Regions from separate parts of the Homo sapiens genome. Here region 1 is linked to region 2. The links are chromatin loops, found by intact Hi-C in ENCODE. Cell type or tissue: HepG2. All regions are shown on one strand. Each heading gives the region's core, and the rest is flanking DNA. Links, peaks and the distances in the headings are about the cores only.

Region 1 (13,153 bases), core at 2,714-10,713, 210 kb before region 2:
CCCCTGGGTTCAAGTGATTCTCTTGCCTCAACCACCCGAGTAGCTGGGATTACAGTTGTGTGCCACCACTCTCAGCTAATTATTGTATTTTTAGTAGAAACGGCGTTTTGCCATGTTGGCCAGGCTGGTCTCAAACTCCCGGCCTTGAGTGATCTGTCGGCCTCAGTGTCCCAAAGTACTGAGGTTCTGGGATTACGTGCGTGAGCCACGACTCCCGGTATCATATCCTCTTTATTTGAGCGATATTTTTAAAGCATTTCATTTAACATAAGAAAACTGACTGGAAAATAATACAGTCACATTAATCACTCAATCAGATTCATTTTATCAGGCATTAGCAGCATGATGGAATCTCTAACTTGCGGGTCAAATTAAAAAGAGACACTCTCTTTGCCTTGAAAAAATAAAAACAGAACGTGTGCATATAAATGGAATTATTAGGAGAATCTGAATAGGTTGGATTATTTCTTGATTGTAAAGCCTGGTTGGGAGTAGGAGCAGGTAATTGAGAGAATCTTCTTAGAGGATGGACAAGATCAGAGCAAGGAACAATTATGTAGGGGAAACCTGTGCATGTTAAACCCTCTCGGTGCCATTGTGGCATAGACAGGTAGACAGGAAACATTTTATATTTTGTAGAAAAGGCAAAAATTCAGCAGCTCCTCTGGAAGGTTCAGAAGGAAAATAAATATCTCAACAGAAATGGCAGTGAGAATTCTGCAAAATGGTGGAAAGTGTGTTTACATGACTTCCTAAGATTAACAAACAGGAAGGTCACCCTGGCCAGTGTCCTTGTGAGGTCCCTTCCATTTTCCTTCACTGTGAGTGTAGGTGCCCAGAAAGCCAGAATTTGGTCCTTAGAGAAAAAAAAAAAATGCCAAATTGAGGGAACAGCTTAAATGTCAATAGCATTAGGAATGAGTATTGTCATTCTAACACATTCCAAAAGTAGTAAGGTGAAGAAAAGCATTTCATATGGTGTCCTAGGAAAGACACACTAAAGTTGAATTAAGTATGGAGATATGGAAAAATAAAAAGTAAACTAAACTAAAGTATGAATCAAGAATGCAAGGCCCTCCAAAATAACCTACTTTTTATGCTAATATACTTTTTGGAGAATTAAAAGCCATATATGGCCCCTGAAATTATTATAAAGTATGTTGATGAATAGAAGAAATAAATGTAAGTCAAGCTTAAATGGATTCTACATGTATATAAAAAGTGAAAAACTGCATTTTTGATAAAGACATCCCACTTCTGAGAATTACAGTTTATATTTTTGATGTATTTTCTGGAGCTGAACATTAACAATAATATCATTGAGGATTTTGTCTTTGTCTTTTAATCATTAGTTAATACAGGTATGACCATTCACCTAACAATACAGCCCTGTGGAAAACAAACATTTGTAGTACAGACTTTATTATTCCCTTGGCAGCCATAAAACCAAATTAAGCAAAAAGTGAGACCCAAGAGGTGAGTGCTTCCAACTTCACCCTTTCTTCTGTGTGCAAAATGGTCTGGGTTTAATGGGAAAGATTTTTTCCTCTAAAATCTTGGAAAAAGTTCACTTGCACTGAACCTCATGAAAGATTAGAGTTAGAGAAGAAAAAAAAGATGCATTTTAATAATCTGAGTGAAAGAATGTATAGGTTTATTGCGTTCTCAAATGGGGCATGTTGCATGTTTACAATGAGTTCTGTTATTTTGCCTTTCAGAGAGGTTGGGCAAGTGCCTTGATAAGTAGGCAGACAATGGCATTAGTGAAATTGGTTTTGTGGACACTAAGCCCAGCTCTTGATCTACCAGCCTGTACATGCCTGGGCTTTTCCACCTGTATTAGTCCGTTTTCACACTGCTGATAAATACCCGAGACTGGGAAGAAAAAGAGTTTTAATTGGACTTAAATTTCCACATGGCTGGGCAGGCCTCAGAATCATGGCAGGAAGAAAAAGGCACTTCTTACGTGGTAGCAGCAAGAGAAAACGAGGAAGAAGCAAAAGTGGAAACCCCTGATAAACCCATCAGATCTCATGAGCCTTATTCACTATCATGAGAATAGCACAGGAAAGAATGGCCCCCATGATTCAATTATCTCCTCCTGGGTGCCTCCCACAGCACATGGGAATTCTATGAGATACAATTCAAGTTGAGATTTGGGTGGGGACACAGCCCAACCATATTATTCTGCCCCTGGCCCCTCCAAATCTCATGTCCTTACATTTCAAAACCAATCATGCCTTCCCAACAGTCCCTCAAAGTCTTAACTCATTTCAACATTAACCCAAAAGTCCACAGTCCGAAGTCTCATCTGAGACAAGGCAAGTTACCTCTGCCTATGAGCCTGTAAAATCAAAAGCAAGCTAGTTACTTCCTAGCTACCATGGGGTTACACATATTGGATAAATACAGCCATTCCAAATGGGAGAAATTGGTCAGAACAAAGGGGTTACAGGCCCATGTAAGTCCGAAATCCAGTGGGGCAGTCAAATTTTAAAGCTCCAAAATGATCTCCTTTGACTCCAGATCTCACATCCAGGTCACGCTGATGCAAGGGGTGAGTTCCCATGGTCTTGGGCAGCCCCACCCCTGTCGCTTTGCAGGGTACAGCCTCCCTCCTAGCTGCTTTTATGGGCTGGCATTGAGTGTCTGTGGCATTTCCAGGCACACTATGCAAGCTGTAGGTAGATCTACCATTCTGGGGTCTGAAGGATGGTGGCGCTTTTCTCACAGCTCCCCTAGGCATTGCCCCACTAGGGACTCTAGGGGCTCCAACCCCACATTTCCTTTTGGCACTGCCCTAGCAGAGGTTTCCCACCCCCTGCTGCAGCAAACCTTTGCCTGGGCATCCAGGCATTTCCATACCTCTTCTGAATCAGGTGGAGGTTCCTAAACCTTACTTCTTGACTTCTGTGCACCCACAGGCTCAACACCACATGGAAACTGCTATGGCTTGGGGCTTCCACCCTCTGAAGCCACAGCCCAAGCTGTACGTTGGCCCGTTTCAGCCACGGGTGGAGTGGCTGGGACACAGGGCACCAAGTCCCAGGTTGCACACAGCACAGGGACCCTGGACCCAGCCCACGAAACCACCTTTTCTTCCTGGCCATCTGGGTTTGTGAGGGGAGGGGCGCTGAAGGTCTCTGACATGGCCTGGAGACATTTTCTCCATGGTTTTGGAGATTAACATTAGGTTCCTTGCTACGTATGTAAATTTCTGCAGCCAACTTGAATTCTTCTCCCCAGAAAATGGGTTTTTCTTTTCTATTATATAGTCAGGCTGCAAATTTTCCAAACACTTATGCTCTGCTTCCCTTATAAAACCGAATGCCTTTAACAGCACCCAAATCGCCTCTTGAGTGCTTTGCTCCTTAGAGATTTCTTCTGCCACCAGATACCCTAAATTATCTTTCTCAAGTTCAAAGTTCCACAAATCTCTAGGGCAGGAGCAAAATGCCACCAGTCTCTTTGCTAAAACATAACAAGGGTCACCTTTACTCCAGTTCCCAACAAGTTCCATATTGCTATCAGCATTTTGGGCAAAGTCCAACAAATCTCTAGGAAGTTCCAAACTTGCCCACATTTTCCTGTCTTCTTCTGAGCCCTCCAAACTGCTCCAACCTCTGCCTGTTACCCCTTTCCAAAGTTGCTTCCACATTTTCAGGTATCTTTTCAGCAACACCCCACTCTACTGGTACCAATTTACTGTATTACTGTGTTTTCACACTGCTGATAAAGACATACCTGAGACTGGGAAGAAAAAGAGGTTTCATTGGACTTACAGTTCCACATGGCTAGGGAGGCCTCAGGATCATGGTGGGAGGTGAAAGGCACTTCTTACACGAAAGCAGCAAGAGAAAATGAGGAAGAAGCAAAAGCAGAAACCCATTAGATCTGATAAACCCATCAGATCTCGTGAGACTTACTCACTATCATGAGAATAGCACAGGAAAGACGGGGCCCCATGATTCAATTATCTCCCTGTGGGTTCCTCCCACAACACGTGGAAATTCTGGGAGATACAATTCAAGTTGAGATTTGGGTGGGGACACAGCCAAACCATATTACCACCCATCTCAGGTATGCTTGTAATACTTGGAAATTCTGGGATTGATTTTCTATCCTTCTCATAGCCAAAAGCCAAATAGTATTCATAATTCATTGCCAGTTTCACCACAAGTCCAAGCTTTTACCAAAGATTCCAGTACCTGAATCCAGAATTTATTCCTTACAGATTTTCTTTCTCATAAGGTATTATTTATGTGAAGCTCTTGAAATTGGATAGCATCACTTTTAATTTAACCAAAGACAATAGCAATACATCAGATGCTACTTGTGGGGAAGTATCAGTACAAAAATAGTGGTCTTTTCAGGAAAAATTAAAAGTGCATGTTTGGGGATGGGCTGCCAATTCCTAACAATAAAATCAGATTTCTGGGCAAATGAGTTCTGTGTAACATGTAGCTTACAATGCCCTTTTATTTACAGATTGAAGGGTTCCAGTTGATCTGCTTACTGTTGTATTATGTTCCTCTCAAACAATAAGGAAAATACATCCACAAAGGTGAAGTATAGGGGAGATTATTATTTTCTCCAAATTGGCAACTACAAGATGCCAATTGCCAATGGAATGCACAGCTCTTAGATTACTTTGGATTCTCAGTAGGGGCTAAGAAGGAAGGTCAGGTAAGATACTTTACATCAAAGACTGACAGTTAATGGAGTTAGATCAACCTTATGGGGAAGGGAAAGGCAGGGCTTGTGACAATTTTATTCCTAAAAGAATTTCTGCCTTGTTTTTAGCCATGATGTTAATTATATGGAGCAAGAAATAATAAAGTCAATGGCTAAAATAATGAATTGGTCATTTTCATAGGCTTCTATTGTCTTCTTTTGTCAAGCTTCTCTCTTCATTCCCCATTACGCAGTGGTTTTATCCTTCATTATAATGACTTTTCCTGCGTCACTTTCTCCTGAACCTCTTTCAAACACTAAGAATGAAACTAAAAATTTTATTTTGGTGGTAGTGTCAGTGACTCATTATTGTTCCATTTGTTATCACTTCTAGGTAACATTTATAATTTAAACGATAGTTTTGTGCACCTCTATCCCAAACGGTGACCAATAAAAAGCAGTTTAGGCTCTCCTTGGTGTTACTCTAACTACCACACCTCGACTCTGATAAGAAGATAGATTAAAACAGTTTTTTAAGTCTTAGAATTAATTCAACAGATATTTATTTATTTATTTATTTATTAGAAGTTTGCTTTGTCACTCAGGCTGGAGTGCAGGGACATGATCATCGCTCACTGCTCTTTCAAACTTCTAGGATCAAGGGACCCCCTGCCTCAGCCTCCTGAGTAGTTGGGACTACAGGTGTATGCCACCATACCAAACTAATTTTTTTTAAAAAATTGTAGAGATGGGGTCCCATTGTCCTGCCCAGGATGGTCTGTAACTCCTGGGCTCAAGTGTTCCTCCAGCCTCAGCTTCTCAAAGTGCTGGGATTACCAGCATATGTCACTACCCCCGGCTTCAACAGATAGCTAATGAAAACCTACTATTTGCCAGGGGCTATTCTAGCTGCAGGAATACAAAGATGAAGAAAATACAACCTTTGCCCTCTGTGAGCCACTAAAGATGTTGCTGGTATGGAAGTATTATAGTTTTCTGAGCATGTAGGGCTTTTGGTGTAGTTTCCTTAATGAAGCTGGCCCAAAGATTTTATAATGCCTAACATATAAGAAGCTTCCTAGAAATACTCACTAGAATACTTTTAATCATTTGTTCCATCATCTTCCCAAGTTTCACTGTATTCAAGGCAGCTGCTGAAAACCTCTCTCATTTTCTCAGCTACATTTATCTTCTCATTAACTCACCTATTGTGCCTTCTCCAAATGGCTCAACCACTATTCTTGCTCACACTTGCAGAGCTCAGGAGTGCCCACTTCCCATCTACTCCCCTAATTTGTGACTGTCCTCATTACGCACAGCTCTGGAGAAATCTAGGTCTTCTCCCATTCAGATTTATGTCCTCATAAGCAGTTCTTCTCTTGAAATCATTATTGACTAAATGCTATATCTTATTGCATGCTAATACTAATATTAAATGAATAATCAATGCATGACTATCATCATATCATGACAGGAACTATAGACAATGCATAAATGAATGGATGTGGCTGTGTTCCAAATAAGACTTTTCTTCCCTCAGAAAAACAGGTTATAATTTACTGACCTCTGATGTAAAGGCTTGTAGGCCATTGTAATGACTACAATGGCTTTTTTTTTTTCCTCTGAGGACAAAGAATGCTTTTAGAGGGTTCGGAGCAGAAGAGTCACATCATCTGCCATTTAAAAAGAACCACTCTGGTTCTGGGTTGAGAATTGACTAAAGGGAAGTGAGGTCCAAGGAAGAGAGCAGGTAGTGGGGATTATTGCAGAAGAGGACGGTGGCATGAAAGCGAGAAGTCATGGGATTCTGGAGACATTTACAGGATTTGCCAATGGATTGCATCTGGGGTTAGTAAGGGTGTGAAAGGGGAATGGCCAGTTGGAAAGCAATTAGGTATTCCTGATGAGGGGTGGTGCTGGCCTGGCCTGAACTAAAATGATGGCCTATTAGTTTTATACCAAAAAACTGACTTTGTACAGTTATGAAGCAGGGAAAGGGTGACGATGGAGAGTTGTTCCCTGATACTCTTTTTAAATGGGAAAACTGTTGATCTGCCTCATTTCCTATCTGTGACTTTCTTCTGGGCTGCTAAAGCAACCTGAGGAAACTGAATGGAGAATGTGAGGAGTTGTTGATAACATCCCTCCCAGCTCTGCACCTGCAAATTCTAGCCAGAGTGGTGAGAATCCTCCTACCTGTAGGGGGTGGTGGTTGCATGCCTAATAAAACAGAGAGTAGGCCAAAGTCGAGTTGATTCCTTCATTGCACAGTTTAGTATGTGGAGAGCAGAACCTTAGTTATATTCCTAATGAGTTATCAACATAGTTAATGAAATTTAAGATGCCTCTGATTTCTGATACATCATTATTTTTTTACCTGCTAAAAGAAAATCACAGTCAATTAAACTAATACACAATGCTTCTTATCACCTCAATTGTGAGACAATTTCTGATTTTAGAGTTGTCAAAAATGTTAAAAACATGCATCTTAAAGGAAACATAACATGCTAAAAAAGAAAACATAATAACAACATAAGCCGAAAATCAAATGAAAACAGGGGCTTTTGTACTGAATGTCTTCATTAGACTTTAGTGCTTTTTGGAGATTGACTCTAGTATTCACCATATATGAATTTTCACAATAAGTAATATAACTGATAAAATATATTTTAATAAATATCCTGTTAAAATGTATTATGTATTTTACTTAACCTATTATCAGAACTTCAAAAGAGCACATTGAATAATATTCCACATTTTTATCAATGACTCAGTCTTGATAAATATTATTTGGCTTCCAAAACACTACTGTCTGTTTTACTCCTACAGAGAAGGCTGACCTTCTCATTTCTACAAGTTTTAAACTCAAATCCAGTCTTTTCTTGCCACATGTGGTTCTCACGTGATCTCATCTAGTTTTACAGTTTATCACCATCCAGAACCTTCTAATTTCTCTCATACCTAATTATACACTTGTCTCTTCCACTTGGATGCCTAACGAGCATCTAGAGCTTGATATCTATGAATGGACATCTAATTTCTCCCCTAAACCCTCTTCCTCCTACAGTTATTTTTATTTCGGTAAATGACATTCCCATTCTTCAAGTTGCTCAGGCTAAAAAATTTGGAGTCATCTTTGACTCCTCTCTTTACCCCACATATACAAGGCATTCATAAATTCTTTTCATTCTACCTTCAAACTATACTCAGAATTGATCACTTCTCACCCCCTCCACCACTAACACCATCATTTCTCACCTGAAGTTCAATAGCTTCTCCTTGCCTCCCAAGAACCCATTCTCTACATGGTGGTTATAAGAATCTTTTTATTGTTGTGTCTCTGCCAGGCTTTGGTATCAGGATGATGCTGGCCTCATAAAATGAGTTAGGGAGGATTCCCTCTTTTTCTATTGATTGGAATAGTTTCAGAAGGAACGGTACCAGCTCCTACACACAAAAAAAGAGAATTTTAGACCAATATCCTTGATGAACATTGATGCAAAAATCCTCAATAAAATACTGGCAAACCGAATCCAGCAACACATCAAAAAGCTTATCCACCATGATCATGTGGGCTTCATCCTTGGAATTCATGGCTGGTTCAACATACGAAAATCAATAAACTTAATCCAGCATATAAACAGAACCAAAGGCAAAAACCACATGATTATCTCAATAGATGCAGAAAAGGCCTTTGACAAAATTCAACAGCCCTTCATGCTAAAAATTCTCAAGTTAGGTATTGATGGGACGTATCTCAAAATAATAAGAGCTATCTATGACAAACCCACAGCCAATATCATACTGAATGGACAAAAACTGGAAGCATTCCCTTTGAAAACTGGCACAAGACAGGGATGCCCTCTCTCACCACTCCTATTCAACATAGTGTTGGAAGTTCTGGCCAGGGCAATCAGGCAGGAGAAGGAAATAAAGGACATTCAGTTAGGAAAAGAGGAAGTCAAATTGTCCCTGTTTGCAGATGACATGATTGTATATCTAGAAAACCCCATCGTCTCAGCCCCAAATCTCCTTAAGCTGATAAGCAACTTCAGCAAAGTCTCAGGATACAAAATCAATGTGCAAAAATCACAAGCATTCTTATACACCAATAACAGACAAACAGAGAGCCATATCATGAGTGAACTCCCATTCACAATTCCTTCAAAGATAATAAATTACCTAGGAATCCAACTTACAAGGGATGTGAAGGACCTCTTCAAGGAGAACTACAAACCACTGCTCAATGAAATAAAAGAGGATACAAAGAAATGGAAGAACCTTCCATGCTCATGGGTAGGAAGAATCGATATTGTGAAAATGGCCATACTGCCCAAGGTAATTTATAGATTCAATGCCATCCCCATCAAGCTACCAATGACTTTCTTCACAGAATTGGAAAAAACTACTTGAAAGTTCATATGGAACCAAAAAAGAGCCCGCATTGCCAAGTCAATCCTAAGCCAAAAGAACAAAGCTGGAGGCATCACACTACCTGACTTCAAACTATACTACAAGGCTACAGTCACCAAAACAGCATGGTACTGGTACCAAAACAGAGATATAGACCAATGGAACAGAACAGAGCCCTCAGAAATAATGCCACATAGCTACAACTATCTGATCTTTGACAAACCTGAGGAAAACAAGCAATGGGGAAAGGATTCCCTATTTAATAAATGGTGCTGGGAAAACTGGCTAGCCATATGTAGAAAGCTGAAACTGGATCCCTTCCTTTCAGCTTATACAAAAATTAATTCAAGATGGATTAAAGACTTACATGTTAGACCTAAAACCATAAAAACCCTAGAAGAAAACCTAGGCATTACCATTCAGGACATAGGCATGGGCAAGGACTTCATGTGTAAAAGACCAAAAGCAATGGCAACAAAAGCCAAAATTGACAAATTGATCTAATTAAACTAAAGAGCTTCTGCACAGCAAAAGAAACTACCATCAGAGTGAACAGGCAACCTACAGAATGGGAGAAAATTTGTGCAACCTACTCATCTGAGAAAGGGCTAATATCCAGAATCTACAATAAACTCAAACAAATTTACAAGAAAAAAAAACACCATCAAAAAGTGGGTGAAGGATATGAACAGACACTTCTCAAAAGAAGACATTTATGCAGCCAAAAAACACATGAGAAAATGCTCATCAACACTGGCCATCAGAGAAATGCAAATCAAAACCACAATGAGATACCATCTCACACGAGTTAGAATGGTGATCATTAAAAAGTCAGGAAACAACAGGTGCTGGGGAGGATGTGGAGAAATAGGAACACTTTTACACTGTTGGTGGGACTGTAAACTAGTTCAACCATTGTGGAAGTCAGTGTGGCAATTCCTCAGGGATCTAGAACTAGAAATACCATTTGACCCAGCCATCCCATTACTGGGTATATACCGAAAGGATTATAAATCATGCTGCTCTAAAGACACATGCACACGTATGTTTATTGCGGCACTATTCACAATAGCAAAGACTTGGAACCAACCCAAATGTCCAACAGTGAGAGACTGGATTAAGAAAATGTGGCACATATGCACCATGGAATACTATGCAGCCATAAAAAATGATGAGTTCATGTCCTTTGTAGGGACATGGATGAAGCTGGAAACCATCATTCTCAGCAAACTATCGCAAGGACAAAAAACCAAACACTGCATGTTCTCACTCATAGGTGGGAATTGAACAATGAGAACACATGGACCAGGAAGGGGAACATTACACACCAGGGACTGTTGTGGGGTGGGGGTAGGGGGGAGGGATAGCATTAGGAGATACACGTAATGCTAAATGACGAGTTGGTGGGTGCAGCACACCAACATGGCACGTGTATACATATGTAACAAACCTGCACGTTGTGCATATGTACCCTAAAACTTAAAGTATAATAATAATAATAATAAAGAATCTTTTTAAAATGTGATCAGATTAGGTCACATCTCTTGTCAAAATTCTCCAATGGCTTCACAGCTCCTTCAGAGTAAAATCCAAAGTTTTTACCATGGTCTGCAAGGTCTCACATGAGGTTGGCCTCCACTTCCCCTCTGAGTTCATCTTCAATATTTCTTCCACTGCTTAACTCTGTTTCATCACTGGCTTCTTCTGTGTGCTTCTAACACAGGCTTTCTTATTAGTGGCACTATTGGCGTATGCTTTGTTGTGGAGGGGTTGTCCTGTGCATTTTAGAATGCTTGGTAGCATCCTTGACCTCTCAGTACATCCCTGAGTTGTGACAATCAAAAATGTGTCCAGATATTGCCAAGCGTCCTCCACGGGGCAAAATTGTCCAGTTGAGAACCATGGCTCTAACATAACAAGTATGGATATTCTTTAGGACCTTTGCACCATCTGTTCTCTCTGCCTAGAACACCCTTCTCGCAGATACTGCAAGCCTTGCTCCCTCACTTGGGTCTCTGTTTCAAGTATCACCTTGAAACATGCCCATTCCCTATCAACTTTACATGGTTTTATTTTTCTCTGTTCCATTTACCATTACCTTATTATAGCTATTTTCTGTATCTAGATGTTTCCTTTAATGCGGAGGGAATGCAATTAGGATAAATTCTTGGCTTTGTTTACTCCACCCCAGAGGATGGGGATGACTTATCTGGTTGGTAAATTTGATAAGAACATGCTGGCTATTTCTGGCTCAGTCCTCATTTTTTTCTCTAGAGGTGTTTTTTAGTGGAGGCTGCTCTGGTTTTAGTAGTGTACTGCTGCATGCATAAATTTGCCTCAATCTGAGGTTCAATGAGTTTTTGCCCTTTGTAGCCAGACTCTCTTAGTTAGTCTTTATCAATAATACAGGTGATATTTTGGGCTCTGTATGTGTTGCCACTCGTATATTTTAATTTGTTCAGGACTTCATCTGGAAGAAATGGAAAATCAGTGATATTTATAAGACCCCCTGACACCCTAATGCTTGATTCTTTGAGAAATAAAGAAAGGACTGGAAGTTGAGGGAAGTACAATAATAATGGCGGATTCTTCTGTGTTTAGGGCACAGCTTTTGGTTTGGGATTTTATTATATGGGGAGGGTATACTGATCTTAGCTGTTTGTAGAGGGTTATACTTGGACAGTTTTTAACTTCTGCAGCCTGGGAAAGAGGCTTTAAGCCTTAGGCCATGCGGTATTTTGTCCTTGGTGAATGACTGCATCACTGACAGCTGTTTCCATAGTCCACTGTCCTTCTACAGAGTCCAGGTGGCAGGTTCTGGGCCTAGCAAGGGCACAGAGGTCTCATAAGTCTTGGCACATGCTGTCTGCATGGGTGGTCTTGGCAAAAGCAGCAAGCAAAGGTGCAGGAAGCATAGGCCTTCTGAAAGTACAGGCCTTGGCAAGCCTAGGACCTCAGCAGATCCACGGGGCCTCAGGTGAAGCTGCCGTCACCACACAGGTACAGCTTTGCCGCAGATGCTGCTGAGGTGAAGATCTGAGGAAAGGGTGAGGTGTCCTTCCAAATACAGTTGTTCTGGACATTTGGGAAGGGAACATACTCTCTGCCTTTAAGCAACAAGGTGACTAAGTCCTATGTGTGCTACTGAACACTACAGGGGGCTTAGTATTTCCTTTTTTTTTGTTAGTGCCAGGCTTGGTAGGCAGTACTGCATTCATGGTCCCAAATTCTGCTCAGGATTCTCAAGGAAGATACTGTAAAAGGTTAAGTTTGGATTTGTGTGTTCTTTCCATAGGTTAAGAGTTATTCCATAGGATTAAGAGTTCTCTCTCACCTTGTGGTCTCAACTGGGTTCTTGATCAGTTGTTTTGTATGAGGGAGAAATCCTCTATAGGAGGCAGGGCTTTTTAGGTCTAAGCAATTTCTTTGCCAACAGTAGAGGAAACAACTGTTGTGGCCTAGAACAAAAAATGTCTGATTACAAGAGAGAGTGAACATGATGACCCTAGAGAGAGCCCATGCCCCCTTTACTAATGGGTGCTATAACAAGAGGCTCAAAAGGGAAGTGGAAATTAGATATGCACAGAGGAAAAATAAGGCTCCTTGACAAACAACTGATGACTAGAGTTCACACCAATGCAAAATTTTGCCCTTGTAAGAAGACAGCAATTTCTCAATGCCATTTTTGGAAAGAAAAGACAGAATCCATAGGTGGATTCCCTGTATCCTATATGTTTAATGTATCCCTGATCTCCCCTGTATCCTGAATGTTTAATGCCAAAATCAACCTCTCACTGGAAGATTGCTTTCAACTGAGGGTAAGGCTGTAGGTCTTGCACTTTGGACACCAAGTTTAGACTGACTGACATTCTGGTAAAACTATCTAGCCTTATTTTTTTTAGATTGACATTGAGTCTCTGTGACACTAAGTATTTGGTTAAAGAGACATAATTTTTTATGGGACAGTAGTTTTGTTGGGGTAAAGATTTGTTGATTTTCTAAGTTAGTGGGTGTTGGCTGGTGCTGTGATATACTTACGTGTCCAGTTAACTTTTTGGACCCTGTA
Region 2 (13,153 bases), core at 2,182-10,181:
CTGGACCCATAGTCGAATAGGATAAAATAAAAGCTGGGGCCGCTACCCAGTGTGCTTCAAATTCCGTCATCCAACCACTTTTGAATTTGAGCTTTATTTCCTCCTTTGGTTTCATATTCTATAGAACTTTGGCTTGTAAACTGCAGACTCTTTTAAAGCATACTACCTTATTATTGATAGGTCATTTGAACAATCTATCACTTTGATTTGTTTCTTCTTTGCACCAGAATCAAAAGAAAAGGAAAGGAATGAAGAGGGACTAGAGAGGGGTTAAGGGGAAAAATGAGAAACTCAAAACATTTCATTTATTCTCAGTTAGGCTCCCTTGATATTACTCCCCTGTTCTGAACCCAGATCCAGAGATTCCATGGTTCCAGGGTCTCTGACTACCTATGAATGAAATTTAGATGTGTAATATAAGTTTTGGTAGTTCTAATAATAGGAGGGCCTTTCAGATATGTCTTTCTTCTATGAATTCAATGACTCCATTTCTACCACCCAAGCCATATGGAGCATGTCTTCTCCAACCTCAGACCAAGTGGGTTACTCTTCTCTTCTTTCTTGGTGTCATATTCGGATTGACTTTATCAGCCCAGCAGGCATCTACGCATGATTTGGCATTTCCTGTTGCCTGATTTGCTAAGGATGTGTCTTCCATTCCGGGCTGCTTGGACTATAAGAAAGTTGCAGCCTGGCTCCTTCTAACTTTTGCTCTATTCTCTTAAATTGCTTCATGAGACAGGATCTCACAACAGCTCTCATCTGACCTCCAGAGACGTGTTGATTTAGCAGGTTACATTCTCTTTTCTTTGTCTTTTTTTTTTGGAAGCAATCCAATGGATGCAAGGGCCGCAAAATGTTTAGTCATTTACTGTCTTTAAACATTAGAGAAATAAACTGCTGGTTATCAATTTAGCACTTCTAAATCTCATGCAAAAAATTATTAACATAAAGTGCCCAACTTTTATTTGTTTATTTTATTTTTTTGAGACAGAGTCTCACTCTGCCATCCAGGCTGGAGGGCAGTGGCATGATCTGGGCTTGCTGCTGTCTCTGCCTCCCCAGTTCAAGCGATTCTCCTGCCTCAGCCTCCTGAGTAGCTGGGATTACAGGCGTGCACCACCATGCCGGGCTAATTGTTTGTATTTTTAGTAGAGACACGGTTTCACAATGTTGCCCAGGCTGGTCCAGAACTCCTGAGCTCAGGCAATCCACCCGCCTTGCCTCCCAAAGTGCTAGGATTGTAGGCATGAGCCACTGTGCCCGGCCTCAACTTTTAATAATTGGAATAATAATAAAGATTTTTTGTGAAGCCAGGAGGAAAGTGAAAATGACTTTTTAAAATATCACTGGAAAGTCTAGGGTGAAAACTTGGCCATATAATGTATTCCCTAAAGGGACATAGATTATATATCCCATATGATGACTCCTCAGACTCTGAAAGCAAAGCTAGGAATAAGCTCAATTCAGATTCTAGTTTTTGCTCTGCCATGCTGATTTTGTGGGTCACCTTGGGCCTTAATTTTTAATTCTTCAGTTCTCATAATTTTTCAGCTGAAACACTGTAACTACTGTAATTTTTATTCTTTTAAAATATTCGTTGACACAGAAACACATTCTTAAACATATAGAAAACATCATACACCCACTACACATCACAGAGAAGGAACATTTTACCATCTTCTGAAAGTCTAAGAGATTTTGGAGGAGTGAGTTATTTTTTGAAGTTGCATTAATGTTACTGAGATCCTAGGTTGCCACTTAGGACACTGAACCAAGAGTAGCAAGTTGGTGTCTCCACAAAGCCAAAAACAAAAAACCTGGATAGAGAGGAAAATAGAATAGAGCATATGTCACTGCTGACATGGCTTATCTTGTTGACGTGTTTTAACAAAATGTTTACTTCAGAGCACTCTGTTCAGCAGAATTGAGTTGAAGGTTGCCAACCAAAATGGTTAATTAGTGTCTAATCAAGACAGCTAAAATGAGTAGTTAGTTCTCATCTTTGAGAATGTCTCATGTCTAAAAAATGTTTTAAATAAGTTTGGCCTGCCTGACAGGTGTCTTGAGTGGGGCATTTGTAAGGCCACAGGAAGCGTAAGGTCGACTGCCTGGGACCTCTGATTGAACTTGTCAACCGAATCAGGTGCTTCCATCCGGACATCAGCTCTGCTCCTCCGCATAGGAACTGACCTACTGAAATGAGGTCATAGATACCAACTCCAACGCCCAAGTTTACTTTAGAGTTTTGAAATAGTCACCAATTCTTGACTATTTTTTAAGGCATTCTGTTCTTGTCGCAGAATTCTTGTCTAACACTTGGCATCTTTTTCTTTTTCCTTCCTTCTTCCCTCTCATTCTCCTTCAATCCCTTCCTTTCTTCCTTCCAGGGTACTTGTTATTAAAATTTTTATTTTCTAAATCTTGTCTTGTTTTTAATGCTCAAGATGAGGCACAAGAACCTGATTTAGAGATGTATCATATTTGATCTACTGGGAAGGCCTCCAAGATGCAGAAAATAAGGTTGAGAATGGAAACTAGGGGGAAAAGGTTTGTAGTACATTTTCATGCTCCTAGTAAATAAAATCCATTTACTTCTCAAATTTACATTTTCCTTTAATAATCAAGAATAGTATTCTCAAATACAGAATCTGCTGGAGTTCGGTGTTTAACTGGCTATTTTTTTAAGATGGCCATGAATCTTTGTATTCAAATTATTACATAATTGGCAAAGAACTGAAGTTCTAACAAATGCCTTCCTCATTTCATACATAAATGAAAACTTCATTTATATCCAAACTACACATGCTTATCAGTTGCAGCCATAGGTTTGGCTACAGAAACAGGAGTTAGGTAAAAATCAAAGAAAACACTCATTCTGTGAGAATGAATTGGCTATATAAAATTTTAAGTGATGTCATATATTTTACTATTATTTCTAAATGGTTTGCTGAACACCTTTTATATCAATAAGATTGTAATAAATGTATATAAATATATATTTATATAAAAGCATACATTTTTTAAAGATTGTTTTCCCATATATATAATATTTAATTATTCATCTTTACTTTCCTTTGTTTCCTGGTCCTATTTTTTTGTTTAAGTAAGGATTTTTCCTTTTTCTTATAATGTTAGCTATTAGTATACAGCCATCCAAAGAGTCAGTCAGTTGTCTAGGGAGAGTAGTAATGTAATCACCCAGTGGGTTCACCTTGCCCTCTGCCTAGACAGAACCGATTTATCAAGACAGGGGAATTGCAATGGAGAAAGAGTAATTCACACAGAGCCGGCTGTGCGGGAGACCGGAGTTTTATTATTACTCAAGTCAGTCTCCCCGAGCATTCGGGGATCAGAGTTTTTAAAGATAATTTGGTGGGTAGGGGCTTGGGAAGTGGGGAGTGCTGATTGGTCAGGTTGGAGATGGAATCATAGGGGGTTGAAGTGAGGTTTTCTTGCTGTCTTCCCTTCCTGAGTGAAACGGCAGAACTGGTTGAGTGAGATTAACCGTCTGGGTGGTGTCAGCTGATCCCCCAGTGCAGGGTCTGCGAAATATCTCAAGCACTAATCTTAGGTTTTACAATAGTGATGTTATCCCCAGAAGCAATGTGGGGCGGTTCAGACTTGGAGCCAGAGGGTGCATAACCCCTAAACTGTAATTTCTAACCTTGTAGCTAATAGGTTAGTCCTGCAAAGGCAGACTGGTCACCAGGCAAGAAGGGAGTCTTTTTGGGAAAGGGCTGTTATCAATTTTGTTTCAGAGTCAAACCATGAACTGAATTCCTTCCCAAAGTTAGCTCGGCCTATGCCCAAGAATGAACAAGCACAGCTTAAAGGTTAGAAGCAAGATGGAGTCGGTTAGGTCTGATTTTTTTTCACTGTCATAATTTCCTCAGTTATAATTTTGCAAAGGCAGTTTCAGTAAGAATGGAAGTATATTTTCATGGCATTTATACAATTTTTGTTTAGACAACTACTAATTTAAAAATGTTGGTATTAATCATGACTTCTCAAGTGGATTGCAACTTCTCAGGTTGCTGCCTTTTACTTGAAATGTCTATGATGTCTGTGCATCAGCAATAACTACACCACACCTACTTGCTGCACATTCAGCATAGTGTTTTTGTTTAAGAGAGAAAACATCGAAAGCGGATATGGATACATGGCTTTAGAAATAACAATAGACAACATAGAAGAATTTTCTACCAGATACTAATTTTTATTAACTAAGCAAGTAATTTTTGTTTAAGAGAGAAAACATCAAAAGCGGATATGGATACATGGCTTTAGAAATAACAATAGACAACATAGAAGACTTTTCTACCAGATACTAATTTTTATTAACTTAGCAAGTAATTGATATTTTGGGCTTGTGAAATAAAAGAACAAACCCTCAGTGGCACACATTTAACTTGACACCACACTTTTTTTTAGTAAAATACTTCATTGGCAATCGGGGGTAGTTCTGAGTTTTGTGGGGCCTGAGAATTATATTACTTAGGGTGTCCTCTTAAAAAAAGGGGGTGGGGCACATTATTTTACACAATATGTAAAATATTATTTTCACAAAAGTGAATATTTATTTAGAATACAATATTACAACAAATTATAAATTTTACAAAGTTGACACATGGTCACAAACATTACAACATCAGGAAAAATAATAATTCATACTGCCTTTTTATATGATGACAATTTTTTAATTACATCCATACAAAAGATAGAAAGATAATTAAACTTTCTTCTAGAATGGTCGATAAAAATTTGTGGCTTTTATTGATGAAAAATTTTCCTTCAGTTTCATAACTTGTTATTGGAAATGTCATGCAAATTTTTAGAACTGCTATCAAATTTGAGAAAACCTTTCTCATCTTTCTTTTACATATGAGCTGTAAGATTTGAAGGGTGTGTGTGTGTGTGTGTGTGTGTGATTAACTGTAAATACTATTCAGATTTATGATACTCCTTAACTAATGTGTCATTGCTGTCCTTGTAGTGACATATGAGTTTTATGACATTGTCAGTGTCAATGTTTTGTGTCAAATAAAAAAAATAAGAACCAGTAAAGTATAAATGACCAAGGGAAGAAAATGAGCAAAGCTATGTTCCAGCAAAGGTGAGGAGTCCAATTTGGATAAGATACAGGGTGCAGGTAAGATAGGAGAGACAAAAAGGCAAAAAAAAAAAAAAAGTATTGGAGTCAGAGAGGAGGAGGGAAATACTATCACATCCTGGCAAGAGCTTGAGGATGAACAATCATAAAAAGGTCTGCTGATGGATAACAAAGCATGCAAAGAGCAAGAATATAAAGAACATTATAGAGTAGGCAAAGCCAGATGTGAATCCTAGCTTTGCCATTTGCTAACATATAGAACCTTGCTACCATTAACTAAACTATGCATGGAAATGACTGCCAGCCACGTAAATAATTCCACCAGAACAAACTAAAAGTGTCTTCAAATCTTCCTTAGCCAATCCCAAAAATGCTTGTGGCTCTTCCAACACCACCCACCAAAAGGGGAAATGTGACAGAGGAAAAGCTGGAGTGGAAAGTGTCAGTGGAATTAACCAATTGCAGTGAGAATATCTTATACTTTTCAATTTTGTAATAATAAAAAAAAAACATTTCTAGGGCCCTGTTAGGGCCGTAAGATTGTGCAAGTGAGAGGCCCAGAGAGGTAAGTTTTATCAGTTTTACAGTAAACAAGCGTCTGCTGGCAATGTCATGGTGGAAATGACATTTTGGGTGCTTCCTACATAACCATGATAACCACAGATTAAAATGGAAATTGAGGCTAATTCTGAAGTGGCTGCCACCCTTGCTCCTCCTCTGCACTTACAGTAAGATCACATTTCTGTGTCTGGTAATGACACTTGTAACTGTTGTAGACAGTGAAAAGCACTTGTCACTGGGTATTTGAAAGCTTCCAGAGATCACTGTATTTATTTGCTGCTTCTAGCATACTTTAATTGATTGGAAAAGGCTGAGGAGCAGTGGAGAGACTACACGAACATATTATCCAAATTTTATGATCACTGAAAAGCTCAACACATCTTAACATGAAATAGACATTACACAGTAAAAAACAAAAATAAAATTTCTTATTTTCCAAAAAGTAGATAAAAAAGAACCAAATTTTTATAAATGAGAAACATTGTGTTTGCTGTTCATTGTTTTTGTTATTGGATTAAATCCTGAAACCCATAAATGCTTGTTATAAAAGGCTTTTCTTTTATCATATTACTGCTTCTCTATATTCTTACTCCATGGAAGATGATCTCTTTCCCCTGTTGGGCCAGTGGTTGTCTCCTCTGGCTATAAAATAGAATCAATGGAGTACTTTAAAAAAATACCCATTTCCTAGGCATACTCCTAAGTATTTGCAACTTAAAAAAACCAATCTAAATAATTTTAATGCACAGTTAGGGCCGATAAACAATTTACCAAATAAAAATCAGAAAAAGACATCTTTAGGTTAACCTTCAGCAGTTCCATTACTGTGCCAGGATTTAAGAGAGAGGAAACAGAGTCAAGATTCTGTTTATTTCAGTCTACAAGCATTATAGCTCCACCTACTGGGAGGATGGGCCTTTAAAACGGAGTGTCTACTCTATTTTTCATACAGTTGCTTTCGTTTCAGCCACGGCAAAATAAATTCAATTCTGATTTAAAAACAACAAAAATTAGTTTTTCTCTTAGTCCACTTGTGCTATTATAACAAAAATACCTTAAACAACAGAAATTTATTTCTCACAGTTCTGGACGCTGGGAAATTCAAGATCAAGGTGCTGACAGATTCAGTCTGGTGCGGTCCTATTTTCTGGTTTATGGATGGCACCTTCTCACTGTGTCCTCACATCGCTGAAGGAGCAATGAATCACTCTGGAATCTCTTTTATAAGGACACTAACCCCATCAGGGTTCCATCCTCATGACCTAATCATTTCCCAAATAACATAACCTAATAACACCCCACCTCCTAATAATAAACACTTAAGAATTTTGGGGGGAGGACACAAATATTCAGTCCATAGAAGTACCTAAAACCTGTATTTTGTAAATCAAACAAAATTCCTAGTTTCTTGGCTATAGTGAAAGGTAAGGCAAATGTAGACAAACATATCAACATACTTCTTCAAATGTTGAAGATTTCTCCAAGTAGGCATTCCATTTTATCTTTACTTCATATCCCAACTTTTTAATACATATGCAAATAATTCCATCCAATACCTTTTGATGAATGAATGGCACAGTTTTCACCACAGAAAAATATAAATGGGATGAAAACTTGTGCTTTGGCTCCTGATCTATAAGACACATCTTCTTACTCTAAGGAACTACTTTGGAATAATTACTCTCACTTTGACCTTTACTAATTTGTTAAAAATTAGTTTTAAAAGTCCTTTGGCCTTTAAGTCTTCTGTTGGGGGAGAGGAAAAGAGGCCAATGGATGATAATGCTGTCTTTTCTTCTTCACTTATGACCTGGCATATTTCTTTAAAGTGAAAATGCTCATCATTAAATATTTACTTTTAGTTTGTGTAGAAATACATGATAAATGCTTGCTTCTTTTTATTTCACTGTTTTCAAAATACTGAATTTGTTTTCTAAATTCCTCCAATGGTTATCAATGTGGGTACTTCATAATATCAAAATGAATGCATGATTTTAAACTTACTTGATGTGTACAATTTTTATAGCCATTATTTTTATTGCTATTCAAATTATTCCCACTGTCACCAGTGGGAGCTCCTTCAAATTGGTTTTCAAATCCTTTAGATTTAATCCTAGGAGACTTTTTCTCCTTTTGCCTCCCCATTTTCTGGATTGACAAGATGTTCTAATCTCCTGTTTTGTATTTCTGCCCTAGATCTAGAATCAGCCATTTTTTCCAAGAAGCCCTGGTTGATTTAGTGGAATATAGTAGAGACAACTGTCAGGACAATAGGCATTCTCTTTGCTATTGAGTTGTCATTGCTAGCCATGATCAATAGACAGGGCTCAGAAATACATGTTTTTAAAGATAAAATTATTATGAGTTTATACAAATATTATTCCAATTGTATTTGGAGCTGTCTTAGTCAGCTTGGGCTGCCATATGAAATAACAGAGAGTGGATGGTTTAAATAATAGAAATTTATTTTCTCACAGTTCTGGAGGTTGGAAATCTGAGATCAAGGTGCCAGCAGGGTGAGATTCTGGTTGGCCACCTTCTTGCAATGTCCTCACATGGCCTTTCCTCAGTATGTAACAGGGTGAAGTCTGGGGAGAGAATTTATTTGTCTTCCTCTTCCTATAACGGCATTAATCCCACCATGAGGCCCCCACTGTCTAATCTAATCTAATCTAATCCCAATTATCTCCCAAAGGCCTCATCTCAGATACCATCACATTGGGGATGAGGGCTTCAATATATAAATTTAGGGGGACACAAACATTCAGTTCATAACAGAGCTATAGGGTTTGTACTAATTTGATTCATTTTAAATACAAATTTTATTTCTCCCACATCAAAAATCCTGGTTCTCGATGTTGTTAGCGTAATTAATAATTTGCTATAATAAAATCCGTAAGCTCATTCTACTTTTCATATACTTTCCCATTCTCCCAAGTTTTTCATAGTTGTGGTAAATCTATATTGTTAGAGCACATAGCCACTTCATACTGTATTTACTGTCTTCTACCATCCTTTAGGCTGAAGCTTACTCTCTAGTAGATTCCTCAGGAGGTATTAATGGGAATAATATTCCCTGCATTTCTGCATATTCTTAAAAGATTTTGGCCTTTATATTTGAATATCAGTTTCAATTGTTATAAAGTGCTTTACTCACATTTACTTCCCTTAAGAATCTCAACCTACTACTCCATTGTCTGCCAGCATAAAGAATTTCTGTTGAAACATAATGATGGGTAATCCCAGCACTTTGGGAGGCCAAACTGGGAGGACTGCTTGAGCCCAGGAGTTTGAGGCTGGGCAATATGACAAGAACTCATCTCTACAAAAAAAATTAGCTGGCTGTCTTGGCTTGTACCTGTAGTCCTAGCCATCTGGCAGGCTGAGGTGGAAGTGGAAGGACTGCTTGAGCCCAAGGAGTCGAGGCTGCAGCAAGCAGTGATTGCACCACTGCACTCCAACCTTGGCAACAGAGCAAGACCCTGTCTCAAAAGTAAGTAAATTTAAAAATATATATAATATAATGATGATAATCACTTTCTTACTTTTATGGGTGTCTTGTCTTTTTGGCTGGAAGCTAAGAACATTTTTTCTTTTCTTAAACGTCTAGTACTTTTAGCAGAATATATTTTGGTGTTAATAATCTTAAGTTGGTATTCCCAGATATGAAGTATATCATTTCCAACATAGCTCTAAATCTTTTTTTTATTGTTTCAGAAAAATCTTCTTCATTTATGACTTTTAGTATTTGTTGTGTTCAATTTTTTCCCCTTCAATTCCTAGTGTGTGTGTGTGTGTGTGTGTGTGTGTGTGTGTGTGTGTGTGTATGTATGTTGGATTTTATTTACCTATCTTCTATATCTGCCCATTTTGCTTGAATAGTTTTTCATGCTTATAGAATAAGGTATTTACCATTGTGTTTATTACACCCTATCTCTTAAGGTATTGTGTTTATTCATTCGTATATTCTGCCTATCTTAGCTTTTGTTTCTGAAATAATTTTTTCTCTTATTTCTAATTCTTTCCTGGGTTCTATTAGATCTCTGAAATCTTTTATCTCTTCAATTGCCTTATTTCTGCATTTTCCTGATTCAGACTTATTTAATTTATCATAATGTCTATAATTTTCTTAGTTTCTATAAGAAATTAAGAAACTGTTTCAAAATACAGTGGTGCAAGTGTACAGATGTCTGACATGTCTTCCTGCTGTGCTTTTTTTGTTTGTAGAGACAATGTTTCTCTCTCTTTCTCTCTCTGTGTGTTTTTTATATAATACTTTTATTTTGAATTATGATGTAATTTTTAATTTTAATTTAATTTTAAAATTAATTAATTTTTCAAATTACAATTTTACTTTTTCTAAACTTCAGGCAGAAGAAGAGGTCTAGGTTAGTGTCTTAGTCTGTTTTGTGCTGCTATAACAGAATACCACATATAGTAATTTATAATGAATAGAAATTTATTGGCTTATAGTTCTGGAAGCTGAGAAGTCTAAGATTGAGAAGCCAAGTGTTTTGATTTGGGCATCACACATTGGACAATAATTTTAGGAGGAGATAATGTGCTTGATAGAAAGCAAAGGAATTCCTTGACTGGCAAAGCAAGTTTCTTGGACTGTCCCAAAACCAACTTCTCAAACTCTTTAGAATTGACCTCACAGAGATACGTACTTGCCCACATGTTCTTTGGGCCACATGTTCTTTGTCCATAAAGTCTAAAAGGCCATTTAAGTTGGCCAAGAATCTCAGAAGGAATGACATAGCTTTTTAACACACACAGGAAAAATGAGGATTTATCTGTGCCTAGTCTATAAATACAAAATTCTACAGGTCCAAAACAGGTATAGGTAGCCTTGAACTAGGATCTTCAACTTAAGAAATTTGGAATATGCTCCCTAATATGTTATAAAAATATCCAAAATTATTTGGGTTTCAAGAGTTCTTGGCTAGAAGTCACATGGATTTTCTTTTGTAAATCTGACTTTGACAGATGTGTTATTCCAGAGGAAACAGAAAGATGTTTCCTGGCCTAGCTGCCTGAACAGCTTTGTTATCACCTCTGAGACTCAGGAAGTGTCTATTTTTTTCTTTCTGTAAGGCTTCAGCTAATACGTTAATAAAATAGTTAAGTATTTATATTGTATAAAAGTGCTCTTTCACTCTGCAGGATATCATTTTGAGCTCTGACAAAGAGAATGTTTCCTAATTCTCTCTCTCAAGGTAATGTTGCCGTTGGCTATTAAAAGGAATATGTTTATAAATACCATAGTGAAATGGATAATTTTGAAAGTAAAGAATAAACAAAGTAGAATGCAGTTACAATTTGGAAATAGAACAAGAGCAAATCTGGCTGTGGTTATAATTACTTGTTAGACACTTTCTCTCAAGCCATTTGCTGGTGGTATAAAAGGGAATATAGAGCTTGACGTGGAGAAGAGGAAAGAGCAATGGCACTCTGGTCCTGCTTTAGCAACTGTCATACACTCTGCTGCATTTTAGTCTGGCCAAATTCTCTGGGCCCAATGGATCTTGAACTAGCCATTCTTGCCATGTATTTTTTGGTCTTTTTCTTTTTTTCAACTTTGGCTGCTTTCATAATCCTTGAAACTGAAGTTGTGGATGGGTAGGGAAGTGTTTGCACATTCCGTCATTCATCAAATAGGTATTATATGCCTTCCATGTGCCAGACACTATGCAGGTGTGGTAGGTTTGTTGGGGAGCAGAGATGTGGGAGGTTATTTGAGGTCTCTTCTCCCTTCACAGTTTAAGCCCGGAGGGATGATGACTAAAAAGTTTAATGAGATATTGGAAATAACTCAGACCTAGCCATTTTATGATGATCTGATCATTCACTGAGAGAATAAAAAGAATAGTATTAATGTTATGTCTACAGTATATTAAAGCTTTCCTAAGGCATTATACAGGGAGGGGGGTCCCATCCCACCTTGAGCCCAAGTTGCACCTACCACTGAGATTCATGCAAACATAGGACAATTTAATGAGCGTATATAGTGGGTGGTCTGGAGGTGTCTATATAAATTGATGATCATGGGAAAAGGCTGACTGCCAAAAAAAAAAAAATGGGATAAAATTGGGGATGCAGAAGATAGCAAGGTGTCTGTTGCAAACATTTGGCTTCTGGCACTATGTCATGGACTCATTTCTGAGACTTATGGAAAGAGGGACTTTAAGCAAGATCTTGACCTTGAGAAAACAAAGAGGGCTTCTTTAGCAAGACACAGGTATCTAGATTGTGACAGTGGTAGAGAGAAGAATATTTCCTCCACCTCTGCCCAAATATGGCACCTTGAGTTTAGCAGTATCGAGAGCATGAGAGGACAACAGTCTTGGCACAAGCACTGGAAGTCTTCTATGTGTTTCCCACAATAGTTTCAACGTAAGGTCAGCCTTCAGTAAATGCAGAGGCAGTGGACCTCAATGTATGAACAGGAGCAGGGAGAATGGGTCAGAATCCAAGTAGTGAATGCAACCGAAGGAATGGCTGTGACATATGTGACACAGTCTCTGGACATTAGCAGATATCAACAGGCAAAACTTCTTGGGGGATAGGGTTCTTTAAAAAATATGAGTCATTAGTATTAACATGAAATTAAACTGGTAAGACCTGGAGAAATTTGGATCACACGTACCTGCAAAGAGTACTTGAAGTGAGGATAGAAATATTTAATGTGTTCTAATTTTATTACTTATCAGTTTTGCTTTTCAAACTCTTTTTGGTGCATTAGAAGGATCTGAACACTCAAAGAGCCCCAATATTTCCCCATCCTCACCTTCTTATTACCATCTCAGAACCAAATAATAGCTAATGTCAGAACTATGAGCAAACATACCTGGGATCAGCCAAACCCAGCCCAGATTAGCAGAGCCTACCAACCTACCCATAACCTGGTGCTATCTTCACTTCTGGGAGCATTTGAAAATTAAGCTTTTATATGCCTTTAAGGAAGGGTAAACTAGTTTTTTGGTAGTTAATCCTTTGGGTCTGATTATAAAGTGCCATCAAGATCTATTAAGAAAGCAAAGAGGACAATTGACTCAAAGATAGGGATAAAAAGAGTAAGAAGCTATGACAGAAAAACCAGACAGAAAACTGTGGGTAGGAGGAGGAAAAATAAGTAAGGAAGACATTCACCCCAACATCTGGAAAACTATCCTAGACCATTTGTCCAAGAAGGAGGGGTGAGGTTGGGGGACAGTGATTACTGCCTAGGAACTGTCAGATTAGTGAACCCAAGCAGACAGTTTTGAGTGGTATGCCAGTTAAAAATTTTTTAAAAACACCACCTCCCCCCAAAAAAGACGTAGTGGCTTAAAACATCAACCATTTTTTTTTTCTCATCAGATTATAGGTAGGTTGCTGGGCTCTGGTGATCTGGTCTGGGCTTGGCTGATCTCAGCTGGGTTTTCTCATAGGTCTGACATTAGCTATTAGGTTGGCTGGAGTTTATTGTTGTTCTAG

What was found. A loop is a pair of places that touch in the nucleus more often than their neighbours do. Peaks named below come from ENCODE experiments on the same cell type or tissue, not always from the same donor. Only the 100,000 strongest peaks of a DNase experiment are listed, where the experiment ranks them.
Region 1: it touches region 2 in a loop (27-fold over the local background); 16 of 110 quality-filtered maps call a loop at or near these places.

Annotation. Positions count from the first base shown.
Region 1 is chr4:72,903,387-72,916,539 of GRCh38, reverse strand. No RefSeq gene overlaps it. Among named protein-coding and RNA genes, the nearest start is that of COX18, 160 kb to the left of the region's middle. In HepG2, for the core only: a CTCF peak has its summit at 6,863 (motif pointing right); no DNase peak of the experiment used is centred there.
Region 2 is chr4:72,695,832-72,708,984 of GRCh38, reverse strand. No RefSeq gene overlaps it. Among named protein-coding and RNA genes, the nearest start is that of ADAMTS3, 130 kb to the right of the region's middle. In HepG2, for the core only: a CTCF peak has its summit at 6,573 (motif pointing left); a DNase peak (open chromatin) is centred at 6,564; H3K4me3 peaks cover 453 bases.